Regions from separate parts of the Homo sapiens genome. Here region 2 is linked to region 1. Evidence: chromatin loops called from intact Hi-C (ENCODE). Cell type or tissue: heart right ventricle. All regions are shown on one strand. Links, peaks and the distances in the headings refer to the core of each region. The heading gives the core; the rest is flanking DNA. Region 1 overlaps MAST4 (microtubule associated serine/threonine kinase family member 4). Region 2 overlaps MAST4 (microtubule associated serine/threonine kinase family member 4).

Region 1 (8,339 bases), core at 87-8,086:
CCTCTCCTGTGCGGCCACCTGGGCTCCCTCACAGTTGGCCTCTGAGCACTGCAGAGAGAGATGTCAGTAACGCTCTGCTGCCTCTCAGCTCTGCTGCTGAGGAATCCTAGGCTGGCTGTGGCCAGGAATAAACGGCTTATGGCCACATGTAGCTTGATTGTTTGCAAATTAGTGAAGGTAATATATTACTCTGCAACAGCACTCTGCTTTTTGTTTTTAATGACACCATTTTTGGGTAGGAGGGAAAAATAAAAAGCAGCCTATATTCATGAAAAAAATACCTAAAGGACAGACTCATCTAAACACGTTAGAACTTTAACTGAGAAAATGATCCAGGAAAGGTTGGGAAATAGGTTCTTGGTCTCTCTACCCAGCCCCCTTCTTTGCCACTTTTCTTTGTTTTTATTCAAATAAATTGGATGCATTTCCGAGCTGGGGAAAGCCTCGGAGTATTTCTGATGTCTTGATAGAACATATAATACATTCTGGGTAGGTTAACATCTGTTATCTTAAGCTTTTTAGTAGTCAGTCATGTCAAGAAAGTCTAATCTGGTGAACATCTTGATTTAGCCATCTGTTGGGTCCTAGTGCACTCACATGTAAAGGGAGCAAATGGGCAATGAAAATGAGTTTGACCTGTTACTCTCAAACGATGAAGGCATTGCACACTCTAAATAATGGTACCTGTCAGGTTTTTGGATGCTTTCCTCAGAAAAGAGAAAAGATATTTAAAAGATAGTTGCAAATGCAGTAGGGGTGGGTAGAGAACCTGGTGACTTTAGGAATCAATACTGGAATTGTGTACCTAGGCTGTAATTTATCAAAACATCTCCAAGTATTTTACAGGGGAGTACGTGAGTGCCCTAATTTTACAAATGAAGCAGTTGATGGCTGTAAACTGCTTCTTAGCCATGGTCTAGGGCTGTGTTTGGGTCGGGAGGGAGAGAACCGCAAACAACATGATGCAAGGCTGGCGCGGGCTAGTTGGATAATGGTGAAATCTTATGCATTAGAAGGCTATCGATAAGTCTCATTACCACACAGCCATTGGGTACAGAGCTGACCGCTGAGCCACACCAGACCAGGAAGTATGCCAAGGAAACAATCAATAGAAGATATATTACTGAAAATTAATATTCTGCTGCTGAATTATTTTTATCGATTTAGGGATTGTGAAAATGGCCTTAGATAGTTTTATGAACAAAAAGCCTTTGTATTTCTTGAGTAGAAGACCAAAATAACAGAGGAAATCCCATCGCTAACACAAAACCTTGAAACATGGCCCAGGAAACAGAACACTTATCGTCTGTCCTCAGGAGAGCCCCTGCCTATGTTCACTTAGAGAGGTGGGTTATCTTGCAGAGCCACACGGGTACAGCTTCATTGCCATGGTCAAATCTTGGCTCCGATAGAACCTGTGTTGAGGAAATAATCAGAAGAAACATTAATAGCGTAATCTACAAAGCGGAAAAATAGAAATGCTTGCATCGTGTGAAGTGGGTCAGACGGTTGAATTAGGGAGTTGTAGGGCTGAGGGTGAATGTGTGGATTTTGCACATTTGGTAGTAAAAGGCTGTGGTTTGCTTAGATGGACAGCTCTTCTGCATTGCCCTTGGTACGTAGTAATGCTGTGTGCTGCGGGGCGCTGTCAGTGGGTTTTGGGAGCTGGTGCTCTTGACAATGTGTTGTTACCTGCTCCTGCTCCCTTCCGTTCACATCTTCCCTATTCTCTCCTTTTCCTTCTGAAGTCACCACCTCTCTTGCAGTTTAGAAGTGTATTATTTATGGGAAATAAAAAGTTAGTGCTGATAAGAAGCAGCATCACTGGGGCTCAGTTTGCGCATCATTAAAATGGAGCATTTGAAACACATGGTTTCCAGCTCCGAAGTGGAATGTTTCTAGGATTCAGCTAAGACTGACCATTCTTATGGAAGCATTTCCTGGAAAGTGTTAATGAGAATGCTGTTGCATTCCAAGAGCTTTGAGGAAATCTAATTCCTGACAAAAAATATTCTTAGGAAATCTTGCTCAATATATAGTTATTAACTTTTTATCACTTTGTGGGGAGCTTTTCATCTCAAGACTTTTCTATTAAATTGAAAAAATTGTGTTTGGGATGCATTTTCACAAAATATGTATCGCAATTATAGAGGAATGTTCACATTTGCTGATTCTGGGTATAAGCATGTTTATTCTTCCAACTTTACTGGAGGTTTGAAAAATTTTAAACTAAAATATTGGAGAGTAAAACCAGACAAGTGTATTTTTCCCTCCTTCAAGGAAACTAAGACAAATGAAAGGAAACAGTTTATTAACTGAGTTTTCCACAGTCATACAAGAGTGTAGTGGAAGAACCAGAAAGAGATTCCAGCTGTTCAGTTGCCTTTCTTGTACTTTTCGGCCATCTCTGCTCCCTTAGGAAAGGCAGATGCAGGAGAATTTCCTCCAGGTGCAGCTTCTGAACAGAATATCTCTGAGTCTTGCAACATTGCCATGTATTTTTACTTATAAATTATCCAAATGGGAAAAGCAGAAGATTGGTACTTAAGTGTCAGTTTTATAAAACTGCTAATTACATGGCATTGAGTAGATATTTCACCTAATGAGAAGAAATAGGTGGTTTAACTCTGAACCTGGAATTTTTATTTCTGACAGCTTGAAACAGAAAAATGAGTCCATGGGAAGTAGTAGTTAGTTGTGAAAGAAGGAATGTTAGATGCAAATCTAGTAGTTTGATGGGGAGACAAAATAAGAATTGCATGCTGCACTCTTACATTGCTTTCAGAATTGTTTTGTTGGAAGGTTACTGGGAACATGAGATAGTGTGATAAGGTCTTTAATTATCCTACTTGTCTGTCATCTCTGGAAAGTCAGGAGAGAGGAGTTGAACACTTTCTGCTTCACCTGATCCGGGGGACCTGATCCGGGGGACCTGTGTGGGTTAAGAGGAGGATGGGCCTCCAGGGGCCACTTCTCAGGAGCAGACAGTGCTGTTCTGTTCCTTCTCTCTCCCCTGGGACCTTAGGGAAGGAGATATTTTTCAGTTTTGTGATGTTACCTGGCCTAGTAACAAATTATGAAATCAGAATAACCTGTTTATGATCAACATGTACTTCAAACATTTGGAAAAATAAAGAATTGCTCACTGTGCCTCCTCAGTGCTAGGGAGCTCTTGGATGCTGGGTCATCAACGTGGGAGGGAGGTGATCACTTTCATTATGGCCTCGGGCAAGCATTTTCCTGTTGTGGGGCTTTTTTTACCTTTGGCTACCTCCCTTGCGCCTAATCAAGTATGAGGAGCAGCCACAGATATGTAAAAGAGGCCAGCAGTCCCTTCTGGCTCATTCAGAGCATCACCTTCTAGAGCACCTTTGATGGGACAGGCTCCGCATTTCTCATTAGATGATCCTCTGAAATATATTTCTTCTGATCTTCATCTCCAGAGACAAGGTGAAATGCACTGATGAAGGTGGTAGTTTGTCCACTAGGTGGCACATCAGCAAATCTCCTTTGCAAGGGATGGAGGTAAAAATACTGGGGATTTTTAAAAAGATGTATCTGTCAAGCATGTGAGATAAAGGTATGCCCTACGTGCAAGGTGATTTGCTAAGTCAACTGGGGGAAGAAAACATTCTAATTCTCTCATTGTAACAAAATTGCCAGGAAGAACTTTTTAAATGCTAATAGACTTGTTGAAATTAAAAAGCTTTATGATGCATCCTAGAGATTTTTTTTTTCCCCACAAAAGTTGGGCTGCAGATCACTGCTGCAAGTAAGAGAATGCTGTTAATCTTGCTAGCATTCTGAGTATATAAAATAACGTATGGAAGATGTTTAGACATCCTAGGTTTATATATTTGAATTATGTTCTGAAAATGGTGCATACTTGAGCTAGAGGGATTCCTACCAGTAACTTTTTAAAAAATTAGTGGAACATGTTAGGTATAACTTACATTTGAAGGAATAGACTTCATGTTGCTAGAATGCATTATCAGTAATTCTTATTGCATGCACAACTAAACATAGCTAAATGAATAACTCCATGCTGAGCACATATTAGTTATGATTTTTATACCAAAATGTTTAAAAATACTTCTTTAGAAGCATATAAAGGAAGCGACATTTCTATTTCTTAATCCAAGTATCCCTTCTGAAAACTGAGCAGTAAAATTAGTAACATATTCCCCCCTTATCTGAGGCTTGACTTTCTGTGGTTTAAATGGGTGAATACAGTACAGTATTTTGACAGATTACATTCACATGACTTTTATTACAGCATAGTTATAATTGTGCTATTTTATTCTTGTTAATCTCTTACTGTACCTAATTTATAAACTTTATCATACGTATGTATATATTTTAATAGAAAAAAAACAGTATATATGGGGCTTGGTACTATCTGTGGTTTCGGGCATTCACCAGGCATCCTGGAACTTATCCCTGGAGTGTAAGGGGAGACTGCTTTCCTTGTATTTCAGAAGACAAATAACGTTTTTAAAAAATTCTTCTTTCTGGTAAAGCATTCAGATTTTATTTTATTTTTCCCCCTAAAGAAACTGGTATTATTTATGATGGCTTAGGGTATTGCTTTACAAATAAGAATCAGATTTAATTTATTAGGTTTGTCTGTAGGTAAAACAGGATACATACATCCTTTTGAATCCAGTTTTCTTTAGAGGACAGTTGAAGTGTACAATTAACAGGCTCCTCACAAACGTCCTTACCTGCTGTCCCAGAGGAGAGTGGTGACAGGTTTTCAGGGTTGTCAGGTAAAGTATGGAATCATCACCAGGGTTCAGGTGGCATTAGAGAAACCTCAAGGAGGAAAAGGAGGAGGAACCTGTTAGCTTTTAATAATTGAGTCATGTAATGTCTTCAGTAAAGCCAGGATAGACAGGACTTATCCAGTTCACTGAACTTCAATTTTAGAGGAAGATTGAGGAAAAGTGCCCTGCCATTCCATGCAAATGCTAGTCTTTGGTGAAAAGAGATTAAAAATATTATCTTATGGCATGCTTGTCTAACCCGCAGCCCAGGACAGCTTTGAATGCAGCCTAACACAAATTTGTAAACTTTCTTGAAACATTATGAGATTTTTTTTTGTGATTCTTTTTTTTTTAAGCTCATCAGCTATTGTTAGTGTTCATGTATTTTTTGTGTGGTCCAAGACAATTCTTCTTCCGATGTGGCTTAGGGAAGCCAAAAGACTGGGCACCCCTGTTCACGGCCACAGGAATCAGTGCTTCCTTTCCCTCTGTTTCTAATCAATCACCTCTCTCATCCCCTCACCTTTCCTCAAGTTTTATAATCATTTATGATAAATATTACAGGAACATAGTAGGAAAGTCTTTTAGGTATTTGAGCTGTTTTATGTAAGAGTGTAGTAAGCAGAAGGAAATTATACTCTGCGAACCTGGAAAGAGAAAGGGACAGAATTTGTGGGGTCTGGTTTTGTAGATCTGTACAGGTATCAAAGTCCAGGATGGTTTGAGGTTGGAGAGAATGGCTGCCTTTAGGAGCCAGGCCCACTGTACCCCGGCTGCCATCACACTGCATTTTCAGCTCCATTACCCATGTTTGCCTTTGCACATGCGGCTCTCTGGGCTTGGCATTCTTCCCCCAGCTCCCCATCCATCCTCTACCCCACTTAGAATTTCTGCTTCCATTAGACTTGGGATTTCTAAACTTGTCTGCACTTTGGGATCACCTGGGGTGACTTCAGAAACTACTTACTTCCAGAGATTGTGATTTAATTGGCCTGTTTGTGGCCTTAGTTTTTTTGAAATTTATAAAAGACCCTCCAGTGATTCTAATGTGCAGATAAATTTGAGAACTACTGTTTTGGACTCTGTTCACCTCGTCTCTCAAACCTACCCTTACCCTCTACCCACCCTTCTGAGTTATTCCCTTCCTCGGTGCTTCTGCCCCACCAGCACCTGGAGTATCTTGTCCTGGGTCTCCACTTATCTCCTTGTATTTTATTTGTTTATCCATGTGTCTTGCGACCCCATGACTGCATTCTGGTGGGACTGAGCCTTTTTCCTCTGTCTATTCTTAACATCCATCATAATGCCTGATTCATAGTAGATATTTAGTGATTGGCTTTTGAATCAAGGGGATAAAACAAAATAGTAATACAATGATTTAAACAAATCGATTCATGTACTTCTGACTCAGGGCATTTTTATTGCCCAGGTAGATAGTTCTCCTTTACTTGAAAAACCATTGACTCCCTAATCTCCTGTCATTGCTTAAAGCAATGATAAGTATATAAAATTAAAGAAGAATATGTTCTGTTGTGTGGTATTAGCTTGAGTCACAAAAGCCAGCTTTAGATAAGGGGACAAAGAGGGCTAAGCCTATGTTCAATAAAGCTCAAGGAAGTGAGAGTAAAGTGCTGTCAATTTCTAACAAAATAATTCCCCATTGCCTTACTTAAAGAATATTAATTTATCTAATTGATGATAATCTGGTCAATTTATTATAGCATTAAAAATGCAAATCAGTTAATATACCAAAATATTCATTGTCGTGCCTGAGAATTTTTAAATTTTATTTTATTTTATTAGGTGATAATGGGAGGCATAATTGTGAATGTTTGATTCTGGCAAAATACAATTAGTTTCTGTGAAACACATTGTGCATTAATGATATCATTAAGATTAATGAATATAAATGAATGAGCTGGGGATTTCAAACAGAACAGAGGGACTTTATATCAGTGTATAAAACTTGAGATAGATTGTCTTGATTTTTAAGGATAATGTGCTAGAGCCCCTATTAAATTCTTATATAAGCTAGAGAGAAAATAAATCCAAGAAGTTAAATCAACTTCCAGAAGGATCAAACTTCTTAAACGTCTACTGTCATTTTTTGGAAGAGTGCTGTAAATGGATTTTGGTAAAAGAAAGCCATCCTTAAATTTTACTTTAAGAGCTATTTTAAAGACAACATTTAATAGTAGTTTCCAGGTCCTGTATACATAAGAGTGCATGTACATTTTGGTTATAAATCATTGCTCATTTAAATTAGATATGACTTTAGGGTGTTCTTGTATCTTCCAGATGTTCTACCATAGACATCTATTACTTTTATAATTTTAAAATGTTATTAAGAAAACTAGGCATACGTTTGCTTTTCTTGAACTAAGAGACGGAGAAAGGCAAAAGAGAGAGCAGCTGCTCATCAGAGTCTTAGGGAAGAGCCATGGACTCAATGTATACCTTGACCCCAAGAATCACATGGTATTTTGAGTATTGATGCTTGACTCTGTGGTTTTGTAGTATAAAGAGAAATTTTGCCACTAAAAATAAAAAAAAAAACAGAACAGATTTCACTATGGTCTGTGCCCTTGTAGTTTAAACATTGTAATTTCCACATCCTCTTGCTCAACTAGATAAATACAAATACTGTGTCCTCAGGTGATACTTAATGTGACTTCTTCCTATGTATATCTCCTTGGTCTGATCTTCACTTAATGCTTCTGTTTCTCCCACTATATGCATATGTATGTGTGGGTACGTGCACATTTGGTTTTTTATTTGTTTGTGTGTCTATCTGAAAGTTCTGCAGGGCAGCGCTTGCCCTTGGATTGCTGCTGCAGTGGTGATGAGAAGGATGAGGAAAGTGCAGGAAAAAGGGGAGGTGTTCAGGAACATGGCGGCCACCTGGGCCCTTCGTTCTGGCATACAAAGCCTGAATTCTCTTGTTAGCTCTGCCTTTTTTACTATTTTCATGACCTTGGGCTCTTCTTGGAACCTCATTGTCTCACTTTCCTCATTGGTAAATTGGACCGGTCTCTTTTCTTTCTACTTCTCAAGAAACTGATGAGGATTAATGAGATAGAATCTGGAGCCCGTTTTGTGTTAAAAAGAGTTAAGGGATGCTAGAAGACGGAGTTAATGTCATAGAGAAGGGGAACACACATTGCTTACCGTGTGATGTGATAGAGTCTCAGGGAGCACTTCTCTTTCAACTGTTAACTGTTAACTAGTTGGCAGGTGGCAGCCTCATTTCTATTTGTGTCTGAAGTGGATGACATGTTAGTGCAGGATGATAGGAAGTCAAACCAAATGCAGGGACTGGTGGAATGACGAGCAAGATTCATGGGGGAACATCTAGCCTTCTGCATTGCTACCTGAAAGAAACTTAGCTATTTAAAAAAAATAATTTATATATACCTCTCAAACCTATTTGGCTGCTCAATATTGGTGAAAGTCACCAGAAGTGCTTGGCTATGTGTGTGTAATGCAAACAAGATCAGAGTGAAGCTTGTGGTCAAAATCTCAGAATTCATTTAACGTAATGCCTCTAGGTAGACTAAGGCTGAAGACATGATC
Region 2 (8,339 bases), core at 305-8,304, 340 kb after region 1:
GAAAGGGGAGTCAGAAATACCAGCATGATTTAAATTGATAGTTTACGTGCATATGAAATAACTCCACTGAAGACAAAAGTTACCTTCCCCATCTCTGGGTAATTGGAGTAAGAAACTCTGGGTAATTGGAGTAGGAAACTCCTGAGACATCTTTGCATTTTTGGGAGGCAGCCAAGGGGGCTTGGGCCTTTGAAAGCACTTTTTAAAAGTTACCTTTGTGTGATGTAACCTTCCTGACAAGAGGAACAGTGTCTTCACAGATTTTTAAGGAGCTTAATATATCATGGATACTTGCTGGTCATTAGTAATGGAGGTATCCTCACTAGATATTCAAACTTGCAATTAATTGCACCAAAACAAGCCTCTTAAGTTCATTTAAAATATCATTTGATTTATAAAAATTTTATGCACAGCATATTCTTCTATAGAGTATGTGCATTTATGCTTTTTCAAAAAATGAGAGATGTATATGGCTTAGAATTGCTGTAATGAATGTTTTCATTAAGCTACGTTCAATATGCTGTATTGATAACCATGAATGATTCCAAGATTTTTCGTCAACATTTTTTAAACTAACTGAATATTCATAGTGTAAGCTTTTTTTTAATCATTTCAGGAAAAATTTTATGGGCTGGATTTATTTCAACCTCACTAAGAAGTTTGGATCTGTGAAGCTTCACATGTGCTTATAGTTTATTGTGGGGGAAAATAATGTTGGATTTTCTTCTCTGTCTTCACTTCAGTTCTGTTTTCATGTTGCGTAATTCCACTTATCCTAATCATAAAGCCAAGAGAACAGCAATGAGGAAGTAGTGTAAAGGCAACCTATTAGACTAAGATGCCTGACCATCTCTAGTTCATGCTGATGCTCAGATCATATGTAGATATCTTGGTATTTTCTATTCCTGGTTACAAAGGCCTTTATCTGGTTCTTAGTTACCTTACTCTGAATAGAGTATATTCACCTCCATTTAAAATTTTTTTCTTAATATAGTGAACTGTTTACTATCTCTTAGTCTCCTCAGCCTGCTCACTACCGGAAAGGTAGGAGGGGAAGGGAGGGGAATCGTGTCTAAGCATTTGATTGATTACTTTCATAATTAAAAAAAAAATTCACCTAGGTCCTGCCATGCATTTTGATTAATAGATTCACACCATCTTTCTCTCTCTCTCTCTCTCCCCCATACGCACACTAAAAATAATCAAAGGCCTTGGGGGCTGTGCAGAATAGAGAGATGAGCTGATTTGCTTATAGCCAAGGGTAATTAGGAAGTCTGAAAACCGTGACTGTAGTAAAATTAAATTTGTTGATTTTTATATTGCTCCACCACCAAAAAGAAGGAACCCTTGACATTTAGAGAACATTAAAGTGACATTATCTACCATTGGCAGAAAAGAAGCTCACGCTTATATGCAGTGCTGCAAAATAAGATGGCAGAGGCAAGAGGGAGAGGTGACACAAGGTTGTATATCCACACTCTGGCATTTAGGGAAGTACAACTTTATACATGTTTCTCTTTTATCATGACTACATTGTGTTTGAAGCCATGAAAAATAAACGTCTTGAAGTCTTAGATGTAGGGGTCAAACGTATCCAACAATTACTCATTGTAAAGAGATTCAGCTTTTCATTTTATACTTGTCAGTGATCCCATCCAAACCAAATTACAAAGAAGGAAGTGTGTACCTTACTCAATGGGAAGCTTAAGTTTTGTGAGATGAGATTTATTACTTGTGAAGCAGTTTTTATCAAGACCTTCAGTAGCTGATTTCTGTAAGAGAATGGAATATTCTGTTAAATGAGAATGAGTTTAGCATATAGGAGTAAAAACATTGATATTTGCCTTAAGGTTATCTCCCTTTGTTGGTCAGATGGGTGTTATGTGGAAGTCCATGAATCTTTTCCTGTACATATGCACAGTAGATGACCACAAAGTGTGCTATGACTAAAGCTGCTGTCCAAGTTCCCAGCTACCCTTAGCCTAGACCACAGCTGTAAGATCTGAACTTTGTCCATGAGCGTGGGCCAAACTACAACCATACCACTGAGTGGTATATAGACAGCAGTGTAAGAGAAATGCTAGTTGAGTCTAAGTCTAACTCTTTCCCAGGCAAACAGTGTCATATGGTCAGCACTTCGAAATGTGCTGGCCGCTCTTTCAAAGGATCATTTATAGTGGTGTTAATACTCTGCATGGATTGTATCTCTAAAGGTGATGAGACAGTTGATGATTTTTAAGCACATGGGGCTTATAATGTAGCATGTAGAAGTAAAATGAGATGAGCATTTTCTCTCCTGGATGGACAAAAATGTGCTATCAATGATGTTTTTAAAGAAAAACACGATAGAAAACCGATAACCTGGGAAAGAAAAAGTAGGACAAATCAAAAGGAATAGCTGTTCAGCTTCCTTCTGGGGGACTCAAAATGTCACCCTGCTGCAGAGCTTTCTTTACTCTCGGCCTCTGCATTCACCAGACCAGGGTCAGTGATGTTCCATTTCTGCACCCCCCTCCATATTTATCCTCTCTTACGCTCCGTTGTTGAGGGAAGCCCTAATTTTTTTTAAGTTAAAAATAACTCCAGTTTATATTAAAGATTAACAAAATTAAAAGTAAAGAAGGTGTGGTTTAGAGGGGAGAGGAAATAGCATGAGGGAGGATCAGCATATGATACACTGGATTAAAAGCCAGCAGGATGAAGTGAACTTGAGTAATGGAGGGAGTAATATCCTTTGTCTTGCTTGTCCTTTGAAATGTACAGGGAGCTTAGAATGAAAGGAGGCATATGGCCTGAGAAGTGAGAAGAGACACTTTAGGCACTTTTCTATCAGTTACTTGCCTCAGCCTAGTATGAGGTGTGTTCTAACAGCACAGACGTAAGTCTACAGGGAGTGATGAAAAAATGTCCACAGGTCAAAATTATAATTAACAGCATTGATAATGATAATCATCAGTATCATAAGGTAATCACAGTATGAAGTGGGCGGCCATGGTGTTTGGGAGGTAATATTTGATTCATGGCACAGCCTTTCATGGTATGGGGGGGGTAGGGGCACCAGAATTATCTCTGCAAGGTTTCAAAAATATAGATTGTTGAAAGAAACTAATTCCTCTGGTTACATGGAGTCATGGATTGAGAATTAGCAGACTTGTGTACAGGTAGAATGAAGCCTGAATAGATGCCTCTTCCATCTCTTCCTCCTCCACGTCACCTTTCTCAAAGCAATCACATGTTGTTAATGTTCGCCTGACACCGTCTGGACTTACTGGCCACATAGGAGTATGTTCTCTGGCGTTTACTCTTCCTGCTGTCTCTCTCTTCCCGTCTTCCCACCTCTCCTATCCTGGATTTTCCTGAATGTGTTTATCCCTTCTTCTTTGTACAGTTGGCAGTTTTTCAGAGCACTTGGATCAGATAAATGGACGAAGCGAGTGTGTGGACAGTACAGATAATTCCTCAAAGCCATCCAGTGAACCCGCTTCTCACATGGCTCGGCAGCGATTAGAAAGCACAGAAAAAAAGAAAATCTCGGGGAAAGTCACAAAGTCCCTCTCTGCCAGTGCTCTTTCCCTCATGATCCCAGGAGGTAGAGAGATACTACTTGCATGAAATTGTGTGATTTGTGCATGTGGTCCCATCCCTCCTCTCCCAATTTGGAATGCTGAATGAGATGCAAGATTGCTTGAAGTAATAACGGGTCATGTCCCAGGACAGCTCTTGAGAGCTTCTGCCTGCAGACTCTGAATTCTTCCTGCAGGATTTGTAGGGCCGCCAAGGAGCATTTTGGCCTATTTCATCTCACTTTCTGCATCAGGGGTACAAGAGAGGCTTCCTTCCCATGAAAGCTTGTTTCTGTTTTGTTTCCTTTCGTTTTCTTTTCTCCCTCCAAGTTAAATGATAAATTTTCCTTCCTTGAATAATTTTTTTTCTCTAGAGTATGTATAATTTATACACTTTATAGAGCTGTTTACAACATTTGTGTTGGAAAGCTAAGTATATAGTTTTTCTCATCTAATTAATGAGGAAAATAGTTAAGCTTTTCATTTCTGGAGATAGAGTCACAGACAGCATTGAAATTCTAGGTTTTCCCAACCCTGTCAGTTGAGCTATGCTTCCTCCTACTGGTAGCAAATCATCTTCTGCCCTGTTTTGGAAAACTGGGCTTAATTAAGGTTTTGTTGAATTGTAGTATTTTCCCACAAACTGGTTTTGCCACTACTGATCACTAACTCTGTAGTAATCCCACTGGCAGAAATGAAATATACACCCTGATGGTTGTGATATCACTCAAATGACAGCAAGAGAGTAGAATGGGACTCGAATTATATTGCAGATGGCTTGTTTTTGGAAGAAAACAGATCATGTATAAAAGGCATTGTTTATGTTTTTGAAGCTTCATATTTGTGCAGAAAGCAATTTGACATAAACAAATGCTCATTTGGGAGTAGTGCTCAATCTAGCAGATTCAGTTTCTGGGAGGTGTCCTGTTTAGCACCATAAAACAAACACCTGTATCCCTAGTCTGTGTGACTCTTCATAAGCTGAAGATGATGGTCCTGGTGCAGCTGCACAGATGGGAAGGTAAGTTGGATATGGGCCAGTGCAGTTTTGAAAGCTGGTTAGGAAGCCCGTACTTTGGTAGAACAAGGAAATTATTTGATTTGGGGAGATAAGGGAGACCATCAGAAGGTAAAGAAGTGGGGGCCTGGCCTTTCAGCAGTTTGGGATCTATGTGTGTCCACAGTGACCTCCTCCCACCTGCATGTCTTGAAGTTCCCTGCCTGCCAGCATGCATCTCTTCCCCTGTCCTTTGATTAGACAGAAGAGAGCCAGCAGAAGACAGCCAAGATGCTACATGAAGTCAGAGAGGGAAGGAGCATGGGTCATGATACAGTTGGCTTTGCTCTTCTTTGAACAAGCATAAGAATTGAAATAGTGGGTAGTATGGATACTTTCAGCTTACGGTAGCCACAATGGAACTCACCACACCCTGGTGAGCCTTCAGTAGCACTGGGAACTTTGTAGCCTGGCTCCAACCGAGCTCATGTTTAAACCGCAGCATGTTTTGTAGATTATTCTGCCTTTTCTCAAGTGCACACACACACAGACAGTTTCACATGACCAGTTAAGATCTGTTTAGATTCACGTAGATGAAACAAGGATATGAACTAAAAAGCATTCATTTCTGCTGCTATAACAAAATACTTTAGACTGGGTAAGGTATAAATAACAGAATTTGTTGATCACAGTTCTAGAGCCTGGGAAGTCCAAGATCAAGGTGGCGACAGTTTCAGCATCTGACAAGGGCTTGTTCCTCATGGACAGCACCTTCTCTATTTCCTCACATGGCAGAAGGGAAGAACAAGCTCTCTGCAGCCTCTTGTATAAGGGCACTAATTCATTTATGAGGGGCAGAGCCCTCATGACCTAATCACCTCCCAGAGGCCCCACCTCTTAAAACCATTACCTTGGGGGTTAGTTTTCAACATAGGAATTTTAGGGGGACACAGACATTCAGAGCATAGCAGTTTGCTTCTAAAACAAAGAAAGCAGTAGATTTGGTGTTTTGGAATATGCAATGAGATTCTCTTCAGGTTTCTCTATCTCACCTGCATTAGCCTCTCAGAAACCTTATTAGAATTGCAAGTAATATATGTAGAGAATCAGTTGTCACCACAGTAATGTTATTCATTTATAGAGAAGTCACCACTTCATTGTTTTCCTGATTAAAAATTCTTTCCTTTTTTTTTTTCTTCTTTTTTTCTTTTTTTTTTTTTTTTTTGAGATAGGGTCTTGCTCTGTCGCCTAGGCTGGAGTGCCATGGCACAGTCACGGCTCACTGCAGCCTCGACCTCCCAGGCTTAGGTGATCCTCTCACCTCAGTCTCCCACGTAGCTGGGACTACAGGCACATGCCACCTTTCCTGGCTAATTTTTTGTATTATTTGTAGAGACAGGGTTTAGCCATATTACCTGGCTTGTCTTGAACTCCTGGGCTCAAGCGACCAGCCTACCTTGGCCTCTCAAAAGTGCTGGGATTACAGGTGTGAGCCACTACACCCGGCCAGTTAAAATTCTTTAATCAGTATTCATTTAATAGCATTGTAGAAATCAGCTGGTAAATTGATAAATTGCTTTCCTGGCCATGTGTGTTGAAAAGGACCATGTTAAAATTGTTTAGTGAAGAATTTGGAATCCAGTATCTGTTAATATAATACATACAGTCTTCTCCACATGAAGACATACTTGAAATATATGCATCTATGATTTATTTCTTTACTTAAAATAAAACATTAAGTAAAAATGTCACAGCCAGAGGCTAATCCTTGTGGTGTCTTTTAATAAGCATAGAAACTAAAAAATTATAACATGAGAGTATTGAAATTTCTTTCTCTTTCCTAACTGAAAAATTAGTTAAAATAGCAACACTCTTGAAGTTTGACAGTTTTGGAATTCATGCTAGTTACTGATAGAAACATTTTTGTATTATTTCATCTTCATTTTGCTATTGGAAACAAATGGATTTGTGTTGTGACTATGCCCCCAGTCCTGGCAAGGCTCATGGGGTGAGGGTTGCCTGCATGGATGCTTGTGTGAGCCACATGGGCTTTGATGACTGGCTTCTTTGTTACAGATATGTTTGCTGTTTCCCCTCTGGGAAGTCCAATGTCTCCCCATTCCCTGTCCTCGGACCCTTCTTCTTCACGAGATTCCTCTCCCAGCCGAGATTCCTCAGCAGCTTCTGCCAGTCCACATCAGCCGATTGTGATCCACAGTTCGGGGAAGAACTACGGCTTTACCATCCGAGCCATCCGGGTGTATGTGGGAGACAGTGACATCTATACAGTGCACCATATCGTCTGGGTAAGACCTGCATGTCTCGCACTTGGGATTTTTCATTTCCAGCCAAGCTGGAGAGTGGATAGGTTGGCTGATAAATAGCAAATATATTTACTTTTAAGCTTGCATTTGCGACCTGTTTCATTTTCCTTTTAGAGCTCCATCCCTGTATGTGTATGGTGGAATTGAATTTAGCAAAAACGAATATCTCATAATTCTGTCCAGTTTTCATATTCGATTGTTCTTTCTTACATACCAAGCTGGTAGACATAGTCAAAGGCAATCCTATTTCCATCCTTCTTTTATTTTATCATTTTTTCCTAGCCTTCTTTTTAAAAATGACCTTCTCAAATCACCTGAAATGTTTTGGTCATTCATTTTTTTTTCTTTGTGGCTCTGGTACTTTCAGTCTGAATCACCTGAAAATTTCTAAGTACCATAGAAAGTTTCCTATTTTAGAATAATGATAGAATAGGAATAGTAAACGTACCTGTTAGATTTTCTATTAGAGGCTTAGGACATTTGCTAATTAACTCATTATTCTCCCAGAAGACACAGTAGGTGTTAGAGTAGTCATTTGTTTGCCTACAAATATCCTCTCCTCTTGGACTTTAGAATGTAGAAGAAGGAAGTCCGGCATGCCAGGCAGGACTGAAGGCTGGAGATCTTATCACTCACATCAATGGAGAACCAGTGCATGGACTTGTCCACACAGAAGTTATAGAACTCCTACTGAAGGTATTGTATGTTTTATGTCAGGGCCATGCTGATGAGACAGGCAGCCCAAAGGGGCTAGTACCAGGAGATTGATTTCCCTGTGTCACACCCATGTCTGATTACTGAGAAAGTATTCATTAGTCTCAAGTTTAAAGACAAAGATATTATGAATTCTCTGGTTTTATGTCATGAAATAATGTCCTTATATCTGCATACTCATTCCCTAATTTAATTTTGCTTCTCATTCTAAATTGTAAGTAGTAAGAATTCTCTTTGTTTATATACCTTACACAGTGACATCTATTTGGAGAGTCACCTATCCTGAAGGTGACTTCCTTCAGGAACTTCTAACAGGTTTCATTCTAGTATACTAGAAGACAAAATTGTATTAAACTGTGAGGTTTGATCTGAAGGTTTAGTCTGAGAATTAGAGTTCCTTTGAAAGATAAAATTGTAAATATATACACATGTACTATAAATTATAAAAAATAAGTGGTACTGAAAGAAGAAGTTCTAGCAATTATTAGGCCTCCCTCCCCACCATACAAATTAACTTAAACAGGGATCAATTTCTACTTAAAATGTAAGCAGAATATAGCCTATGGAGTAAGAAGGTCACAGGAAGCATGACTGTAAATGGAGAGAGAGAAAGGACACACACTGATCCTCTCAGATAGCTCTCAGATAGTTCTGTTCAGTTATTTGATTTGTCTTTTTCATTCTTTATAGCAGCGTTGTATTTTATGCAGAACAGCTCCTGCGACAGCATATCTCTAGATA

The links. Peaks named below come from ENCODE experiments on the same cell type or tissue, not always from the same donor. Only the 100,000 strongest peaks of a DNase experiment are listed, where the experiment ranks them.
Region 2: it touches region 1 in a loop (3-fold over the local background); 56 of 110 quality-filtered maps call a loop at or near these places.

The regions. Positions count from the first base shown.
Region 1 is chr5:66,811,120-66,819,458 of GRCh38, forward strand. The region is part of intron 3 of MAST4 (microtubule associated serine/threonine kinase family member 4); the gene reads left to right. Among named protein-coding and RNA genes, the nearest start is that of MAST4-AS1, 190 kb to the right of the region's middle. In heart right ventricle, for the core only: a CTCF peak has its summit at 3,477 (motif pointing right); no DNase peak of the experiment used is centred there; H3K27ac peaks cover 513 bases.
Region 2 is chr5:67,146,001-67,154,339 of GRCh38, forward strand. MAST4 (microtubule associated serine/threonine kinase family member 4) reads left to right here. Exons shown (of 29, transcript NM_001164664.2): 24 at 3,389-3,589; 25 at 6,637-6,866; 26 at 7,458-7,580. Among named protein-coding and RNA genes, the nearest start is that of CD180, 47 kb to the right of the region's middle. In heart right ventricle, for the core only: a CTCF peak has its summit at 4,126 (motif pointing left); no DNase peak of the experiment used is centred there; H3K4me3 peaks cover 1,022 bases; H3K27ac peaks cover 1,364 bases.